Linked DNA regions of Homo sapiens: region 1 is linked to region 2. Evidence: read pairs that join two places in POLR2A ChIA-PET (ENCODE). Cell type or tissue: Panc1. All regions are shown on one strand. Each heading gives the region's core, and the rest is flanking DNA. Links, peaks and the distances in the headings are about the cores only.

The links. ChIA-PET counts read pairs that join two places held together with the same protein. Peaks named below come from ENCODE experiments on the same cell type or tissue, not always from the same donor. Only the 100,000 strongest peaks of a DNase experiment are listed, where the experiment ranks them.
Region 1: POLR2A ChIA-PET joins it to region 2 with 10 read pairs; 4 of 35 experiments call an interaction of 5 or more read pairs at or near these places.

What each region holds. Positions count from the first base shown.
Region 1 is chr5:73,734,130-73,744,572 of GRCh38, forward strand. All of the region lies in intron 2 of ARHGEF28 (Rho guanine nucleotide exchange factor 28), which reads left to right. Among named protein-coding and RNA genes, the nearest start is that of ARHGEF28, 110 kb to the left of the region's middle. In Panc1, for the core only: no CTCF peak of the experiment used is centred there; no DNase peak of the experiment used is centred there; H3K27ac peaks cover 397 bases.
Region 2 is chr5:73,637,619-73,648,061 of GRCh38, forward strand. All of the region lies in intron 1 of ARHGEF28 (Rho guanine nucleotide exchange factor 28), which reads left to right. It overlaps LOC107986423 (a long non-coding RNA gene), which reads right to left. Exons shown (of 3, transcript XR_001742743.2): 2 at 8,571-8,722; 3 at 4,880-5,135. Among named protein-coding and RNA genes, the nearest start is that of ARHGEF28, 17 kb to the left of the region's middle. In Panc1, for the core only: no CTCF peak of the experiment used is centred there; no DNase peak of the experiment used is centred there; H3K4me3 peaks cover 416 bases; H3K27ac peaks cover 5,187 bases.

The DNA.
Region 1 (10,443 bases), core at 1,744-9,743, 97 kb after region 2:
TTGGGTAGGGACATGGATCTAAACTATATAAGAGGGTAAAAAAAAGGATGGAAGGGGCATAAATTGGTAAAATGAAGGCCTGTAGTGTTGGCAGAGAGAAAAGAGAAGAATAGGGAGGGACAGTTAAATACTACGAGACAGGTTGGGATGAGATGGCCTGAAATTCAGAGGGACATCATGGGCATGCCCAGAAGAGTGGGGCCTTCCAGGATAGCTGGGGTTGGGATGAGCAGAAGGGCCAGGGCAGCATGCTCACTGGTAATGAAAGGTATGAAATCCTGAGGATTTCACTTCAGGGTCTTTGGGGAGACAGAGGAGCAGGACACACTTCTAGGCAAATGTGCTGATAGAATTTGTGCATTAAAGAGGAAGGAAGATGATCCTGTGTCCTTGGAAGGCCACATAAAGGATAGACAAAGTGAGGAGTTAGCATATAGCACAGGTAACATTTCTCTGTGCCCTCATAAGCTAGTGCTTGTACCACTTTATATCCCAGAAAAAAATCAGATACACAACTGAGGTAGATTAAGATCCTGGAAAATGAGTGCTCTGTTGATCTTCTAAACAGATGGTAAGTAGCATCCAGTTCCAGAAGAATGCAAGAACTGATACCACTTTGCCAAATTAGAGTGAACTGTCTTCAGGATAAAAATACTTCTGTTTTTTCTTTTTCTTTTTTTTAAGTTGTGTTTTTGCAGTGGAGAGGGAAGACTATTTTGAAGTAGAGAGGACTTTCATTTATAAAATGGAGTCTTTCAAATGAGTGCTTACTACACCTTCTATTTTATTTCTCTGAATCCTGTTTCCAGCTTGGAGAACTTGAGGAGGGTCATTGTAACTTTGGTCAAATAATGTAGCCTTCTAAACAAAATATCCTCTTCTGTAAAATGAGGGTACTGATGCTGCGCTGCCGACCTCACTGTGCTGTTTTGAGAAAGTTGAGGAAACTGCCTGGCACTCATTAGATATTCAATAAATGTTTCTTCAATGAACAATACTGAATAACAAGAGTGATATTGATTTTAGTAATCTCTGAGTAGCTGGCTAATTTATTAATTTATTAAGTAATTAATAAATTAATACATTTATTAATTTTTATTAATTAAATTAAAATTAATTAAATTAAATTAAAATTTATTTATTTATTAAGTGTCAGAAGTGCTATGCAAGTGCCGATATATTTTATTTCATTTAGCAATGTTAAGAATTTCCTAAGATAGGCAGGCACTGTTTTTATTCCTGTTTTACAATTTAGTAGCAGAGGCAGCCAGGATTGGAGTCCAGGTCTGCTTGAATCTTTGAGGCCTTACACTTTTCACTAGAGCTTCAGGAGGTGGCTAGAGATCCAGACCAGTATCTCTGGTCTGCATGTACAGTCATTGAGCCAGACCCATGTTTTTCTAATCTCTAGGTTATTTTTGGTACTCTTAAAAATTCCAGAGCAGCAGGGTACTGAGAAAGAGACTGTAGCTCAAGGAAAGCCAATCTCGATAGCAGCCTTCCTGGCATAACTGCCTGTGTCTCCTAGACTGGTCTTTGTAAAATGCAAATCTGATTGTGTTACTCCCCTGCTCAAAACTCTTCCAGGAACTCTTTGTCTTCCAAGCCCTCCATGCGATGGCCTCTGCCTTCATGTCCAGCTTCTCCTCCTATCCTACTTTCTACTTCAGGAATCACAGCCTGGCGATAATAAACTGTCATTCTCCAAATGAGCCATTCTCTCACTGGTTTTCACGCCTTTATTTGGAATTCCCTTCCATTCACAGCATCCTTTCCATCTTCAGAGAGGCCTTTCCTGACCTGTTACTCCCTCTCCCATCCATACAGAGACTCTTGTGCTCACTTGTGTTTGTTTAAGCTCTTCTCTTCCTATTAGGCTGTGAGCTCCGTGAAGAAAGAAAGGATAGGTCTTGTCGTCTTCATACCATCTGTGCCTAACACAGTGCCTGACACACATCAGGTATTTATTGAATGAAGGAATAAGAGAAAATAATCTAAAAGAGGTCATAATATTCACAGTCCTTGAACATGGTCATTTCTTCGAAGTACTCAATGGATACTCATGTGTAACTTCTTAAGACTTCACTGTGGAGTTAGGTGTGAGGAAATGGTCACGGAGCCAATCAATGCACCGGGCTGTCTCTTGTTTTCGGCAGAGGCTTTGCTGTGGGGGACGCAGCACTGACCACAGTGGCAGGGCTTGCTGGGAGTTAAGAAGGAAGCATGGGTTTGACTCCTGCTTCTTCCTGACCCTCCAGATCACTGTATAATTATCAGGGCATTTACCTCTCGAAGTCTCTCTTTCCTCATCTATAAAATGAGGATGATGGTTTCTACCTTATAGGCCAATTGTAAGGAATTAATGAGATAATTCACTTAGAATGGTACTTGGTACATTCAAATGCACAGTACTGTTAATTAAAACACAAAGGGTCCTATCATGGCCATTTTTATCCTTATGTGTTCCTAAGCAACCACAATTAATAAACTGATAAATACTACTGTTTTTGCATTAAGGCTTTCTGTTAGGAAATGAGAAATTTCATATTTAATGTGAGTTAATACAGTGCCTGATGTCCCTTTATAACTGAGATTGCTTCAGTAACATCTATATGGTAGGAGTTTGATAACAGTAAAATATCTGCAAATAGGTACCTGCCATGGTAAGGTTTGTAAACAACGTCGAATTTTATGGGACCATTGAAAGTTGGTGAGGGGAGGGAGGGAGGGAGGTAGAAGAGGGAGAAAGAAACAGTGAGGGGCAAGAAAGGACAAGGTCAGAAAAAGGAGCTCCTTCGTTTTAAAGCCATGGCTGCTTCTGCCTAAAGTGGCTGGGAATGAGAAAGGAGTCCCCAAGTGTGCTCTCCTTTCTCCCTGCAGGGTTGTATGGAAGGATGGGCTCCCCAGAATGGGGATGTGCCATTAGTAGGATGTGAGTAGTGTGAAACCTCCCCACCCCCACTTTATGATGTGTTTCAATGAGACACATCCGAGGTGCTTCTTTGGCCCTCAGCTCTTGATTTAGATGCAGTGTTCCTTGTCAGCACCAAAGTTTAAATTCTTTTCTGCCTCCCTCTCCCCTCCTCCTTTTTACAAAAGTGTTTCCAGATTGCCATTCCTGGTGGGGTGAATCTTTCTCTCTCCTGCTCATTTTTATTTATCTATTTATTTTCCATCTTTCTCACGCTTTTCCTATTTCAACTAAGCTCCATGTTGCTTTGTTTTTCCAGCTCTTTCTCTGCTTGCCCCCGTCATCACTCCCCAGCCCACTGCCGTTGTTTTTGTTTCTCTCCCCACCGAGCCCTCTTCCTTCTTTTCTTTTCTTTTCTTTTCTTTTCTTTTCTTTTCTTTTCTTTTCTTTTCTTTTCTTTTCTTTTCTTTTCTTTTCTTTTCTTTTTTGTGATGGAGTTTTGCTCTTGTTGCCCAGGCTGGAGTGCAATGGTGTGATCTCAGCTCACTGCAACCTCTGCCTCCCGGGTTCACGCGATTCTTCTGCCTCAGCCTCCCAAGTAGCAGGGATTACAGGTGCACGCTGCCACCACGTCCAGCTAATTTTTTGTATTTTTTAGTAGAGAAGGGGTTTCACCATATTGGCCAGGCTGGTCTTGAACTGCTGACCTCAGGTGATCCGCCTGCCTCGGACTCTCAAAGTGTTGGGATTACAGGCGTGAGCCACCATGCCCAGCCCCTTGTGTCCTTTTCTTTCCCCTCTTCTGTAGGCTCTTGGAGCTGGGGCTGACTGACTGCTACCTGCTCTTTCCACGTGCCCTGCTTCTCTAGTTTCCATCAGGACTTCAAGTTTTCCATGCTATGACTGGGCTGGCCTTTTTCCTGCTTTTGCTTCGATTTGAGGAGAAGAGCTACAGGACCTGAAAGCGCTCTATGGTTTAACAAAGGTGACGGGAGCCCAGAAGAGAAGAGACAAGACAATGGAGGCTGGGGATGCTGTCGGGGTGGGTGCTGAGGAACTTTAGGGGGAGTTCATTGATTCTGATCCTGACTTCTTTTCATAAAGGCTCTTCCCAGTCCCTGGGGGAGGAATAGGATTCATCTGGGGGTCAGACTGTTGCTCTTCCCCACTAGTAGCTTGGGGGAGTGGGAAAGGTATTCGATGGAAGGTGACCACCAGGGATTTCTGGTCCAAGGTTAGCAGTGTGATGGAACCTAGATCAAGGTTATGGGTCTTCAGTTTGCTGTAATGTAAGGGGTTTGATCCAGATGAGCTCTAAGGCTTCTTTCAGATCTCTAAATTGTACATTTCTGAATCTCTACTTTTCTTACTAAGGATTCCCAGTATCTTACAATGAGCATTGCTTGGCAGAGTCTTTAGCACTCTTATTTAAGAGTGGCCTCGTGTGTGTGTGTGTGTGTGTGTGTGTGTGTGTGTGTATGTATGTGCATGTGTGTGTGTACGTACACCGAGGATAGATAGGTGGAAGGAATATTCTCGCACGGATGCTGGCCAGATGAGAGGGACAAGGGGAACTGTCTCCAGCTTTTATACCTTTGTACAAAGGAGAGGGACTGCCTGTGGAACACAAGGACTTGGTGGTCCACCATGAAATAAGAATGGATAGTTATGATCAGGTTATGCCCAGAGATAATCAATCCATGGAGACCTGGGGTTGTTTGTATTCCTGATAGTCTTCATTTTAGTTTGAGATGTTCAATGCTGTTACTTGGCCCACAATAACCTTCAGATGGCAGTTGATTTGACATAAATCTGTAGACCTCAAGTGCTAAATAATAACCATGTGAGGTTACTGTCTGTGTGGGTTCAAGGTGAATTTGAAGTTGACAAATTGTAGTCTTTACAGTGGTGCACATGTAAAGCTTGTTTGAGACATGAACCATAAAAAGGGCTTAGAGGAATATTTTCTTAGGCCATTAGTGACTTTGGTCACTAATAGAACTTAGTTGTCTTCCCATAAGACAGCAGAGGGTATCCTATAGTCCTTAGAGGGGCCTTAGAGACTCTTTCTTATTGGATAAAAGGAAACCTTTTTTTTTTCCAAACAAGTATTATGAGGAACATTAATATGTAATCTTGATAAAACTTTATTATTATAAATGTGTTCTTTAAGTTTATTGCATTTGTCAATTCGATGGAAAAATGACAACCTGGCACTTTAGGTCCTCTCCAATGTCTTAAAATTTGGTAAATAATAAATTTAAGTGGATGATAATCCTTTTAGATTTCATACTAATTGGAAACATATTTCCCAAATGAAATTTAAATGGAATGTTTATGAACTCCCAACATCCTCCCATTACAACTTAGGGTTCCCCTGATCTCAGTTTGAAAACCATTAATACAGAGAATAAAAATAAACTAAGCATAAATCCAAGGAGTTAGAAAAATAAACCAAAGCAAAAATATAAGAGAGAAATTAAAAAACAAACCTGGGGCTGGACACAGTGGCTCACACCTATAATCCTAACACTTCAGGAAGCTGAGGCGGGCGGATCGCTTGAGCCCAGGAGTTCAGGACCAGCCTGTGCAACAGGTGAAACCTTCTCTCTACCAAAAAATTAGCTGGGCATGGTGGTGTGTGCCTGTAGTTCCAGCTCCTCAGGAGACTGAGGTGGGAATATCACTTGTGCCCAGGAGGCCATGATTGTGGTGAGCTGAGATCATGCCACTGCACTCCAGTCTGGGGTACTGAACAAGGTCCTGTCTCTAATAATAATAATAATAAAAATAAATAAATAAATAAATAAATAAATAAATAAATAAAAATAAAAAATAAACCTGGGGCTGGATGTGATGGCTCATGTCTGTAATTCCAGCGCTTTGGGAGGTTGAGGTGGGGGGGTCATTTGAGGCCCAGGAGTACAATACCAGCCTGGGCAACATAGTGAGACTTTGTCTCTACCAAAAAAAAAAAAAAAATTTAGCTAGGTGTGGTGTGGTGGTGGTGCCTGCAGTCCTAGCTACTTAGGAGGCTGAGGTGGGAGGATCCCTTGAGCCTAGGAATTTGAGGCTGCAGTGAGCTATGATCATGTCACTGTACTCCAGCTTGGGTGATATAGTGAGAACCTATCTCAAAAAAAAAAAAAAAAAAAGAAGGAGAAGCGAAAAATGAACAGAAATCCCACGAAATCCAAATCCAGTTATGTTAGGTCCCCCATTTTAAAAAATATTGAAGCAATTAATCAATCTAGAATTATATACCAGATATTATAGATTCTAGACACTGAATATTAGATAGTTCTTTAAGTTCTTTAGCCTCATTCTTTCTCAGAGCAAATAAGCAAAACAGAAAAACAAACAAAACACACCATCTCTTAGTAGTGCTTGTTCCTCCTAAGCTGAAGCAATCCTTGTCGTCTTTGGATGTCTGATGCTTAGAGGGCTCTCACTGGGGAGCTGAACTCTGTCCCCTGTCCTTCCCTGTATTGTTTTGTGCTCTTCCCTTGGGGCCTGCAGAACATGTCTAATCCTATGTCTGCATGATAGACCCTCAGATATTTGCAGCGGTGACCATTTACCCATGAGTCGTCTCTTCTTTAGCAAAACAGTCCCAGTTCCTTCAATTGTTCTTCATATGACAGCATGCTTTTTGCATCCCTTTGGCATCCTTGTCCTTTTCCTCTGAACGTGTTGTCAGCTTTGTCTATATTTGTATTAAAGTATTCCATGGCCCAGGTGTGTCTGACAGGTATAAAGCAGAGCTGGACCATACTCACTCTTAATGGAGTTACTAAATTTTCATCAATATAGGGTAGGGCAGGCTGCTCCCTCAGTGATGCTAGTGGATTATTGATTAAAATCCCAACTTGTGTCTAACTGTTAAACTGCATTTTGCTTCCTTCTTGGTTTATGTAGTTGATGATTTGGGGGCCAGTATAGGGCTTTTATTCCTAAAGGATTATCAGAATAAGGCAAGAGTGATTACAATTTTTCTTATACCCAAGCCAGTACATTTCCCACTATGATCTGCTGCTTAAAGTGCCAGATACTTGTTTTCACTTACTAGGAGTTCTCTGTCTCCATGGAATTTGTAAGTTAGGGATTTGAAAAGGAAGCAAGCTAAGGGGCTTTATAAAGCCTGCTTCTGGTCTTGTGAGGAATCTGGAGTCATTTGCTGACCTCTGTCATGAATTGTCTTTTACTTAGTTCTGCTGTGTTATAGAAACAAAGGCAATTTCAATTTGATACTGGTGAATCATTCCATCAAGGGTGAAAGTCGTCTAGATTTTAAATTTATATGTGTGTGTGTGTGTGTGTGTGTGTGTGTGTGTGTGTGTGTGTGTATATATATATATATATATATATATATATATATATATATATATATATATATATATATGTATACTCACTCTGTTGCCCAGGCTGGAGTGCAATGACATGATCTTGGCTCACTGCAACCTCTGCCTCCTGGATTCAAGCGATTCTCTTTTCTCAGCCTCCCAAGTAGCTGGGATTATAGGTGTGCGCCACCAAGCCCAGCTAATTTTTTGTATTTTTAGTAGAGATGGGGTTTCACCATGTTGGCCAGGCTAGTCTCAAACTCCCGACCACGTGATCCACCTGCCTCAACCTTCCAAAATGCTGGGATTACAGGCATGAGCCACTGCACCTGGCCTGTGTGTTTATATTTTTTGAATTATTGTGTTTAATGCAGAGGTTTGAATAATGGGTATCTTTTACAAATATTAATATATGCATTTAATTATGTTAATTATTTCTTTGGGTAAGTTATTTTAATTGTGTAATTTAGATCTTTGATATCCTTGTCAATTTTTTGCTTACTTGTTCTATTAGCTATTGAAAGAGGCCTGTTAAAGTTTCCCACTGTGATTGTGGATTTGTCTATTCTATTGGATTTGTTAACTTTTGCTTTATATCTTTTGAAGATGTGTTATTAGGGGCATACAGAAGTAATATTATGATATTATCTTCTTCAACTGACTCTTTTTATGATGAAAGATTTCTCTTTCCCTAGTAATATGTGTTGCTTTAAAATCTGCTTTGTCTGATATTATTTTGTTTGTGCTAGCTTTTTCTTGGTTAGTTTTGCATGGATGTCTTTTTACTTTTAAGCTTTCTGTGTTATTTTTAAAGTATGTCTCTTGTTGGCAGTGTATAGGTATCGTTATTGTTTTTAGATTAAAAAAAATCCATACTGGCAGACTTGGTGTACTATTTGGAGTAGTCTATCTACATTTAATATAATTGCTGATATAGTTGGATGTATATCTACATATAGCTATTTGCTCTCTGTTTGGCATGCATGTTTTATTTTTATGTTTTTTGTTTCACCTGTCTTATTTTCTTTTTGATGAATCAACTATTTTTATTATTTAAGTTTCCTCTCTATAACTTATTAGTTATGCATTCTTTTGGTGGCTACTCTCAAGTCAAAATATGTATATTTAATATATTATAAATATGATAAAAGTACTTTCAGGCCGGGCGCAGTGGCTCACGCCTGTAATCCCAGCACTTTGGGAGGCCGAGGCGGGTGGATCATGAGGTCAGGAGATCGAGACCATCCTGGCTAACAAGGTGAAACCCCGTCTCTACTAAAAATACAAAAACTTAGCCGGGCGCGGTGGCGGGCGCCTGTAGTCCCAGCTACTCGGGAGGCTGAGGCAGGAGAATGGCGTGAACCCGGGAAGCAGAGCTTGCAGTGAGCCGAGATTGCGCCACTGCAGTCCGCAGTCCGGCCTGGGCGACAGAGCGAGACTCCGTCTCAAAAAAAAAAAAAAAAAAAAAGTACTTTCAGCAATTTCCTAATATTGCTAGGTACTTTAATTTCATCTACCTTTTACATTATTGTTGTCACACATTGTAGTTCTACAGATATTTTAAACTCCGTGACATTATAATATTTTGTAAAACATTTTCTTATATATTACACAAAATATGTAATTTTATAATTTTGTAAAATTGTTTGTATATTTGATTTAATTATATTTATTCACATATTTACCTACTCGCTATTCCTCATTCTTTCCTGCATTTCCATGTTTCTGTTTGAGATTATTTTATTTCTTCTTGAGTAACTTCCTTCAGTATTTCTTTCGGTGCTGGTCTGTTGGCACTGAATTCTCTCAGTATTAGTCTTAAACATTTTAATTTCAGTTTCATTTTAAAAGATATTTTTGTTAGATATGGAATTTTCTTTCATCCCTTTACAGATATTACCCAATTGTCTTTTGGCTTCCATTACTTCTCTGAGTGGTTCTCCTCTCTGGTATTTTGTTACATTTATGTCCTCATTGTTTCCATGACTTTTTATTTGCCAGCCCTTGTTATTCCTGGTTGTTTTCAGCCGGACTGTTGGCCTGCTGTGGTCTATTTTATCCTATCTGGAGATGGACACCTACTATAAAGGCTGTTTCTCAAAAAATGTGTTATAAGTCTTTTAAGTTATTTTAGTTAACCTTCTTTTAAAAAATTGGCATTCTGATATTTCCCCCTGGATTTAACCAATTTGTATTTACGTGAATGGGACAATACATTTGAATAATCTTGATATTTCAAATTATATAAAAGTCAGACGCTTTTAAACATGCTTCAAATCAGATCAGGGGTTCTTCAGTTTTTTGATTCACATGTTCTTTGTGTACTCTTCTCAGAATCTGTAACTGATAGACAGACTCCCCAAATAAATGCCCCAAACTGTTGCATACATTTTCCGGAGGATTAGGGTACATTTCCCCTCACCGTATCTATCTGTAGATTTCAGGATGGGAACTACATTAAGAACATAAAGGAAAGATTGAGTTAAATGAAAAGCTGTAGATAAGTCACTAAATATTCGTGCATTTGCTGTTTGTTCACTAACATGGTGGGGAGAAAATGTACTGAGCCTGGCACAGAAAGATGTAGATTTATTTCTGGCTCTGCTCCTCACTAGATCCAATATTTTCAGTGTTCTCTTTAATAAACAAGGTTCATAATAATACCTCCCAGGTATTATTGTGGGAATAAGACAAGAAAACACACAAGAAAGCACTGTATAAATTGTGGTGTGCTGTACACATAGATAATATGTATAAGTAGTTAGATATGTCAATATCTGTATTTGTATACATGTGCACACACATATAAGAAATAATATTTGCATCTCCACACTTCCTTTTAACGAAGTACTTCAGCTAAACACAGTAATTTGAATAAAATACTTTGTGCCCACGGTGCTTCCTTTGGTACCACATATGCTATTGTACTTGAGAAATTGTGAAGAGGATAACCTAACTTGGGGGTTGGGGCAGAAATCAAGAAACCTAATATTACACATCTGGCTCTGGGATCCTGAGCTAGTTAGCAGTAGTACCTATAGTTGTATTTACTTACCTATAAAATGGGATAATAACCATGCATGCTTTTTTTTTCTTTTAACTTTTCAAGGATCTTACAAAGTTCAGTACACTTGTTCTACAGGAAAGGCTCTGTATAGATTTTTTTTTCTTATTGTAAAGAAGACAAGT
Region 2 (10,443 bases), core at 1,576-9,575:
GAGTTCTTTCCAAAGCTTTTTTACTTCAGGGAGTTTTGGGAGTGTTATTTGATTTTTTGAGCCTTTATTGAGTTGGGTTTAGCTAGTAATTGCTGTAAGGCAGACATATGCTGCATGCTGGAGGTTCAGAGATAAGAAGCTTAGAGGTAGCTCTTGAGGAGCTCTCAATGCTGACAAATTAGCTGCCATAAAAGCCAGTAAATACATTGTGATATGGAGAAGCAATGGACCAGCGTGCTCTCAGCAGCCTGAGCAAAGGCAATTTTCTGGGAGCCGTACCTGGTATAATAGAGATCAAAGTATTGTTTAGTTTTTTTTTTCTTCTTTCCTGTTATGGTGTTCTAAATGTAATGTATATTGTAAATATGCATCTGCTCCAGTGATGTTATAGAAACAAGTGAATTTAAGAAATTGATGTTTTAATTAAAATCTGTAATTGGAGTGATTATCTTTCAGACGTTAGAATGCAACCACAAACTGTAGCACTTGCTTTAAAACTATTATTTTTTGAACATACATAATTACTTGCTGCTAATAATTTTTTAAAACCCTTTCAAAGTTGGGCTTATAAATAAATATTTACTGTAGCTATTTGGTGGGAGGGAAACTCAAATATTATCAAACAGAAAAGATGATTCCTTTATATTCCAGTTTGTTTTATTGTGGCAATATGCTTGCCATGACTTTACATCTTAACTTTGTATGGAAAAACTTAGTTATACATGTGTGAATCTATTTTTATAACTGTAGATACTTGAGAATTGAAACAATTTTATAGAATCCTGGAAATGTTTGATAAAGGTCTTGATGTTGTTCTTGATATGTCAATAGCAAATTGATTCTAATGTTTCAATTGTTTGAGGAGAGGCCTCTAGTCCAGGGCCAAGTATCCTACAACTTTGAGTTACATTGAAGACCACAGCTTAAGCCAAAACTAAACTAGGGAAAGTAAATTATAGTGCATTATCTTGCCTTTGTGACGTTAAAGAATACTGTTGTGAATATAGTGAGTACATACTGGTTTTTATTTATTTTGGGGTACAGGGTGATTTGAACTGATTAGTACCTAAAATTAAAAAACATAAAATCCTTCTCTGCCACAGTTGAATACCACTGAACTTATGGAACATTTAAAATTGCACAGTATTTAGAAAATACTAATCGAATGAATCACCACCTCATGTGTTGTTTTGATAGGAAGTGTATCACGTCTCAATAATTTCCTTAACATTTTTTCCTGCCAGGTGCCTGTTTTCTTCTTGTTGTTAACTTTTTTCTATAGAATTCCAAATATGTGGTTGATTTCCCCACTGATATATTTGCACAGTTCTTTTTCCTTTTTTCCCTTCTTTAGAGTAGCTGGCGCTTGTAGCTAGTGTTTGTATGCAAATCTAAGGCTTCTTACAGGGAAGAGAGAATGAGCAGCTGTTTTGGAGGCTGATGTCCAGCCTAATGCCTTTTTCTGGTAGGAAGATCTTCATGGCCCTAGCACGTAGGATTTTTACAAAGTAGGTTTTCAAATGTACCATGTCTTAAGGCCAAACTTACATGAAGTATTGTTCATTCAGTCACCTCTTGAGAGATTAGGGAGGATTTTCATTTTCTATTACATATATATATATATATAATATATATACATCCTTTTTTTTACAATGAGCATGAGCTATCTTGAAATAAAACAAATTAGAAATCATCTTTTTCTAAATCAAAAAATTATACAGATATGTACAGAGAGACATTTGTAATTAGCTCAGTAACTTGTGCAGCTGTTGAGAACATTCATATGTTTGTTTTTGGATATTTGGGTCAGTATATTTTGGCTAGTAAAAAAATGTGTGTATGTATACATATATATGCACACCATAACTATAAATTTATATACATTTTACCATTTCTATAAATTTTATATTTTATTGATTTTATCAGTGAATTGTTAGCCATAGTCTCTTTATTGAACATAGGATTATTGCAGTTTGAGTACAAGTATACAATAGATAATTTCTAATAATGAAAAATAAGTGGTTTCTTCTACCAGAAGTCTTCCTTTGCTTGTAATGTAGGACTACATAGCATAGTAAGCCTTATATCACTAGACATTTAAAGTCATATAACTATAGTGTATCCCATGTAAAACTGAAGTCTATAAATAGATTTGAAGAAGACGTGTTGGGGGTTGACATTTATGCAATTAGAGGCATTCCTGCTATTCAGATTAGTGGTATGCTTTTTCACATTTGTGCTTTTTCATTTTCTTATTTAGAAATAACAAATTGTATAAAAATGAATACTGTGTATTGGCAAATCAATCAGTGGCTTTATAAATGTCAATACTGTAGTAAGTGTTGCTTTTTATATTCTTAACGCAGATGAATGTCTAAACCAGAATATGGTTAAAATGAGATGCACATACGGGAAATAGCTAGCATTCTTGAAAATGACAGGTATGGGACATTAGTACTATAATGTTGTGACCACTAGAATAGAGTAGAGGATGGTAAGCTAGGCCTGGGGTGGACATTTCTTATCTGGGCTCCTGCTCTTTGTCTCAACTCTCTTCCTTTGATTCTTCTCTGCTTTTCTCTTGAAGGGATCAGACAGGTACCTGGACATAATCCCATAAGTGCTACTGGTATTCCAGTCCTCAGTTTCCTCATCTGTCACCTTCTGTGATTCAATAAGCAATATATGAATAGTTGCATGTACAATGTGAAAAGCCCCTAAGAAAGTTAAACAGCCTTATTAAGTATCTTTCATACTTCTTACATCAGAATGCCATTTAGCTACCAGTTTGGCAGAGATATGATATTTATAGTGCCAAAGGAAGTTTAAGCTAGTGGAGGGCAAATGATCATATACTCTGTTTAAGCCAAACTTTCTTCTGTATTATTAATGTTAACAATTTTTTAAAAATTAAACAAAAAAGAAGAAATTATTATCTCTACAAGCCAGCCAGCTGAGGATTTATTAGCAAGTTTTGTCTAAAATACAGCTGTTCTTACTTAGAGTCTCAAAATTAAACTTGAGGAGGGTTTAAATCTAGCTTAATTTAGATGAGTGTTTTGCATTTCCAGTTTCCTCATCTATGAAATGGGAATAATACCAGCCCTTTAGATAAAACTGGGTAGTTTGCTGATGAAATGAAGTTATAGAAATTAACTTTGGAAACACTTTCAAAAGTTTAAATGATATTTAAATATAAAACCAAAAACTGTAGCTCCATTTGCAGAGAGTTATTTAGGACATAGATTTACTATTGCTGTAAATATGTGTGTGGAAAAGCAGGGAGTGTAATCAGTTGGTACTGTGCCAGTTCCTAAGTCTCTTTGTCAATTTAGCACTTCTGCGTTTAGTAACATGTAAGAAAAATGTGGAGCCAATTCAAATTAGGGGAAGAAAGCCTCAAAGAGGCTGTTGTGTAGAAGGAGGGACTAATGAGTGGCCATGTTCTGGTAGGAATCCCTGGTTCTGTACTCATGGTCACAAAGACACTGTTCTTACATTCTTCCATTGTTTAGCTAGAGGATAAGACCACTTGAGAAACAGCATTGTTTAACCACAAATCCCTCTTTCAGGAAAAATGAGTTACCACCAAAGAGATTTGTGTAAGTACATCTGTCATATATTGGTTTAAATGGTTTGTAAATGCTTGCCTTCCTCTTCCATGAGGAAAGACAGTTTCAGGGTCCCCAAGCATTAGTCTCTTCTAATCCTTCAAACCTGGTGACTAAAAGACTGTCTTCTCCTGGATTAGTGGGCATAATGAAAAAATAATGGCAGGGGAAAGGCTTTTTTTTTTTTTTTTGGCTCATTTCATCTGTATTTGGAGTCATGTTCATTTATAACAATAACACTCTTAAAAAAATTAGTTGCTTCTCCATATCAGAAATGTTTAGGGCCTAAGTACACTGACTGTCTTGGAGTCTTGAGTTTTTGTTGCCTCATTGAGAAGGATATGGCTTTTTAATATATTTTTAAAAATTATCGCATCTGGATCTTGTCTTCTGGGGATGAGTGGTATTCCTACCACAGAAGACAGGGATCTCTCATAATTAGCAAAGCCTCTGAACATATTTGCGCAGTTGTATAAATGGAGCTTACGAGGTTTAGTCAACCATCTAAGCAGTCCCTGCAGCATTTGAGGGCTGCGTTATAGGGAGTATCTGGTGACATTTTCATCAGGTATGGAAAGATCACTTTGTATCATTTGGAGTTTGGAGTTTGATATTAATAATGAAGAGGATGATGGCCATTTATCGATTGCTTTTCCTTGTTAGGCACTGTGCTTGGAGCCTCATGCTACTACCTCGAATTCCTGCAACAATGTTACTATTCCTGCTTTGCAGATAAGGGAACTAAGGAGCTGAGAGGTTAAGCAACCTGCTGCGGGGTTTGTAGCCTGTTTATTGATCCCTAGTTTGTGGGGCTCTAAGCCCTTGCTCTCATCACTTTCCTTTGCAGCCTCTATAGAAGGCTTGGAGCGGGGGAATCCTGCTTGTCCGCCTGTGAAAAAGACCAGAAGAGGTTATGTTCCACTCAATCCACTCAACTGATCTGAAATTTTTCCTGCCTCTACATTTGCAGATTTGTCTTTATAGTGAAACTAAATGCCTTAATTGTTTATACTTGTCACCGTCTATGTTAGATATCTGTCTGTGTTTGGGGATCTGATTTGCATAGTTTGTCATCCTAAATATTTCCAGGTGTAAAACAGGGTTTTGTTTTTGTTTTTTTAACTTTCCCCCTAGAGTTAATTGGCTATTTGGTTGGTCAATTATGACTTCTCCAAGTTCATAGTTGTTTTTTAGAGGAAAAGCTTCAGACTAGACACAATAGTCTTGACTCAGAATTCTGACCTCTCGATACCTGTGCTCTGTTCCCAGTGTGTTTAATGCATTCCAGGAGTCTGTTTGCATTTTAAATGCATTGCATTTTGAACTGAGGGTGACTTCTCATTCGGTCACTCCCAAGGATTACCCTGATTTTTTTTTTTGTTCTGTTCTACCACACTGAGCTTGTTCTTTATCGGCCTTGATTCCGTCTTCTTGGTTCTTTTCATTTTCCAGTGGTATCCCAAGGACAGTGGGCACACTCCTCTGCTCTCACTCCCAGGGTACAGACAGTAAGGGGTGTATTATCTGCAAAGAATTTAAAAACACTTTAAGACTGATTTTAGTTAGTTGGTTTTTACTATCATCATGCTCTAATATCTGTTCATGTGGCTGCTCCCTGAAAAAAAATCTGTTGGTTTAAGTTCTAAACAATTGCTGCAGTCACTGTTACATTTTAATATCTATGTAAACTTCAAACTTGTACATTTTAATGACTTATCCTTTAATACATGTTGTATTCGACATGAAATTTATGTCCATGACAGCTCCCAGTTATATAGTTGGGTCCCACACATGCTATGAGTATTTGTTCTGAGAGTAAATTCACAAAGGTTTGGCATAGTTCAAATTCACATCATGAACAAGTGTTTGATTTCTATAGTATTATTTAACAGTACATTTAAATGGTAGGTTTGAAATAAGCAATGGTAACACGGTGATGTTAAAGACCAAAACAAAGCTTAGGTTACTTTAAATCTGTCATTCTGTGTGACCACTTGGAGTTTTTGTGTTTAAAATGTTAAGCAGTGAAACAGAATGAGAGCTGTGAGTTATAATATTTTAGTTTCATAAGTGAACATTTTATACTTCAAATAATTTATTGAATTTGAATATCTTTTAAACTGAAATTCAATTTCTAAAAACTGAAAAATGAATGAAGAAAAGAAAACATTACATAACTAGTGCAATTTAGTGGTTGCCTTCATTATATTTTTGGAAGACATTTAATAGTTTTATTTATATTTGCTTTATTTTTTTATTGGCACAATTATATATAGTATGCAGTTCAATAAAGTAAAAATTTGGGCTGGGCATGGTGGCTCACGCCTGTAATCCTAGCACTCTGAGAGGCCAAGGCAGGCGGATCGCTTGAACACAGGAGTTCGAGACCAGCTTGGGCAACATGGCAAAACTCCATCTTTACAAAAAATGCAAAAATCAACCCAGCGTGGTGGTGTGCACCTGTAGTCCCAGCTACTCAGGAGGCTGAGATGTGAGGATCGCTTGCACCCAGGAGGCCAAGGCTGCAGTGAGCTGAGATTGTGCCACTGCACTCCAGCCTGGGAAAAAGGGTGAGGCCCTGTCTCAAAAAAAAAAAAAAAAAATTCACTGCATTCCTTTTCTGGTCACGATTACCATGCATTTTATTTTGAGATTATCACTGGAAATATCTTTGTCATCTAGATGTGGGGAATGTTAAATGACCTGCCTATTTGAGCATCAGATGCACTAGGTGTGCCACTGCTAGGACCACTCAGTATGTAGCTCTTGTGTCTCCCATGATGTATTATCTGCACAGTTAGTGAGAGTCTGTCTTATAGACAGCATCAGATGCACTAGGTGTGCCACTGCTAGGACCACTCAGTATGTAGCTCTTGTGTCTCCCATGATGTATTATCTGCACAGTTAGTGAGAGTCTGTCTTATAGACAGCATCAGATGCACTAGGTGTGCCACTGCTAGGACCACTCAGTATGTAGCTCTTGTGTCTCCCATGATGTATTATCTGCACAGTTAGTGAGAGTCTGTCTTATAGACAAGCATTTAAACTAGCAGACCCTGAGTTAATTTCTGTGGAATTCTTCCTCACCTATGTTCACCTATATTTCAGATTTTACCATTTCTCTGGGTTATTGTGATGATTTCCTGGCTATAGTCTGTGTTTCCATGCTCTCGTCTACCTGTTTGCATCCACCTCTGCTCCCCCAGCACCATCCATACTCCACTCTGCTGTCAGCACGAAGTTTCTAAAATGCAAACCTGAGCATGTCCGTTTTCCACTTTCAGTCCCTCACTAGCCCTGATAATCTTCAGTCCTCATGACCCTTCAGGCTCTGGCTCCTGTATTCCTCTCTGGCCCTGCCTCCTGCCAAATAGATCTCCCAGGAGCTCCTTGAACATACACTGCTGCCTGATTTTCTGCCTTTGCATTTACTTTCCTTTTGCTTATCATTTATTTTTCTCTTGCCTGTCTCCTCCCTGCACAAACCTGGCTAGCTTCTGTTGCTAGTCATTAGAACCACCTGGAGAGGTCTTTGAATTACAAATCCCTGGGCACTGAGACCAGTTGAATTAGAATCTCTGGCAGGTGGGAGCTGGGAATCTGTATTAAACTCCACTGATACAGTTTATTTTTTGCTTAGGAAGATTTTCTATGGAAATCATGGTTAATTATTGCTATTGCTTTCCTTCTATCCATTAGTTTGCTTCTCTGTACAAGAAAGAGATTTTAGTAGTTTTGCGGAGTTTCTTCTGTGTAAGAAAATAAAATTTGTATATCTTTTTATAGTTTTTAGAGGGCTCCTATTAACATTTCATTCAATCCTCAACAATTCTGGGAGGTAGGAAGGTAGGTCAGATTTGATCGTTTTAAATATCTGGAAATTGGAGTTCAGAGAATTTAAGCAACTTGGTTAGGGTCATTTAAAAAAATCAAATTATTAAGTTGTTTGTTTGTTTGTTTGTTTGTTTTTAGAGATATGGTCTTACTATTTGCCTAGGCTGGTCTCATACTCCTGAGCTTAAGCAATCCTTCCACCTCTGTCTTTCTAGTAGCTGGGACTGCAGACGTGTACTGTATCTGGCTTCTCAGGGTCATATTTTTAAAAAGTATTTACATAATTAGGTTGTTAGGGTTTCCAATCACTGGCATTTTTCAAAATTCAGAAATGATGAAATTTCTTCTCAGATTGTTTCCTAAAAAATAGCCAAAATGAGTATGTAAGTTCTGAGAAAATACCATACTCTGATAGTTTAGAGTAATAAGAAATTACTCACTATGAATTTCCATCTCCCTTGACTAATTTTAATTTTGAATAAAACTTAAATGGGATTATATCTTGATATGTCTGACCCTTCCTCAGAAAACATGATACTGAACTAGAGAAAATGAAGTATTGTAAGCTAGTTGGGATGTGTTATTATTACTAACAAAATTAATGCAGAGGTTAAGAAAGAACCATTTTGAACAAAAGTTTTAAATTCTTGTAATAGCTTTAACTCTTTTATTCTCCATTTCCCCTAGAGGTCTTGTGCATTTCTATTTTCCCACTTTTTTTTTTCTGAGAGCCTGGAGAGTTTCAGCAGTGTCTTTAAATTCTTGTGATTTTGATTAATTTCCCCTCCTTTCCTTTCCCCCCTCCTCCCCTTCCTCTTGGTTTGGATGTCCATATCTGTGGTCAGTGGGTAACTACATAAATGCCCACTTGAAATCTACATCTTTGATATGATTCTGGTACCATACTTAAGCACTGGGTGAGGGGAATCTGTTAATGACATGATTTGGCACAAAGGCTGACATCTTAGGCCCAGTGTCTGAAACTGCACCCCACTTCCCTGCTGCACCAGAAATGGCTCCCCCTCCTGCCTTCCCTGCCCTGGATGTTGGCACTCTCTTCTAAGCCAGATACCCAAAAGTCTGTTTTTACATCTCCCTCTTCTTTATTCCCTGGGATGATTTTACCTGTTGCACAGGCTTTAATTCTGACACATCCTCTTCATGCTGTATTGCTGCAACGCAGACCCTGATTATATAGTGTCTGGATTGGTGCTATTCTCCTTGACTTCAATCTGGCCTCCTGAAAATCTGTCTTCACTGGTGCCAGCATGATCCATCTGAAAAGAGATTTGGCTGTTCCCTCCTTGAGTAGGATCCTCAGTACCTCCCTATTCCTACACAAAAAAAGTTCAAGGTTCTCCAGCCACCAATCAAGATTTTCTAGGATTTGACCTGCTTTTTTGCAGCATGTTCCTTGGTGTTCCCGCTCTCCATCTTTCTGTGCTCCCTGTCTCCAAGCTCATGCTCCTGTCTGAGAGCTCACTGTACACATCATGTGGGTCCTTGGCTTTCTGCCTTTGCTCTGTTGTCTCCTCTGCCCCAAACACTCTTCATCTTGCTTCTGGCCCTTCGGATCAATATAACCACTCTCTTTCCCCTGGCTGACATCTGTTCTTTAAGATCTCCTTAAAAGTATTTGCTCTTTAGGAATCTTTCTTTTCTACTCTCCTGGGTTAACTAGAATATAATTTAGGTTCCTTTAAAGAGATTTAAACAGAGGCTTAAATAAGATAGGAATGTGTCTCTTAAGTAAAAGTCTAAGCAGTACACCTACTCATCTGGAGAGTAGAGTGGCTCATCTATGAGGCTATCTAGAGACCATGTTCCTTCTATTTTCTTGCCCCGCCATCACTAGGACATTATGCTTATTGGTGTGGTGGCAGCTGGCTCACCACCACTTGTCTGCGTCTTGCCAGTAAGAACAGAGAAGGACATTGTGGTGGGCATACCCCTTCCTTTGAAGAGCCCAACTCAGACATTGTATATACAGGTTGAGCATGACTAATCTAAATATCCAAAATCTGAAATGCTCTACAATCTGAAACTTTTTGAGGGCTAACATAATGCCACAAGAGGAAAATTCCACACCTGACCTCAAGTGATGAGTTGTAGTCAAAATGCAGTCAAAATTTAATTTTATGTATAAAATTATTAAAAATATTGTGTACAATTACCTTTAGGCTATGCATATAAGACATATGTGAAATGTAAATTTTATATTTAGACTTAGGTCCTATCCCCAAGATATCTCATTATGTATTTGAAAATATTCCAAAAATCTGAAAAAATTCAAAATCTGAACCACTTCTTGTCCCAAGCATTTTGGATAAGGAATACTCAATCTGTGTTAGTCTCATTAGCCAAAACATCACATACTCACACCTAACTTCAGGGAATGCTGAGTGATGTAGTCTTTAGCTTAGCGCTGTCCAATATTAATACAATGTAAGCCACATAATTTAAAATTTTCAAGTAGTCATATTAAAAAGTCAAAAGTGGTAGGTGAAAGTAATCCAGTATTTTTAACCTACTATATCTAAAATATTGTTATTTCAATATGTAGGACTAGCCACATTTCAAGAGCTCAGTAGCCACATGTGGCAAGTGGCTACCATATTGGACAGAACAGCTTTAGCTGGTTAGCCAGGCACCCTGCTAAAGTTGAGGGAGCCTGCCATAAAATGAAGGGGAGAATTGATATTGAGGGTCAACCAGTAGTCTCTGTCATATCTTCTCTTAATTACTCTCTACTCCTACCTGTCCCAATTTGATCCTACTACTTGATGTTGCCCAGGACATGTGCATGTAATGATCTGTTTTAGTCTGGATCAAACATCTGAAAGGCAAAGATTGCATCATCTTTTCTTGAGATCTTTGCCTGTTAATCAGTACATTGATACATTTTAGTTGAGTGAATGATTGAATTAATTGAGTGAAGCTTTTATAAAATTGCTCAGCTATTTTTGTTATTCTTAGGCAAATGTTTTGACTCTTATCC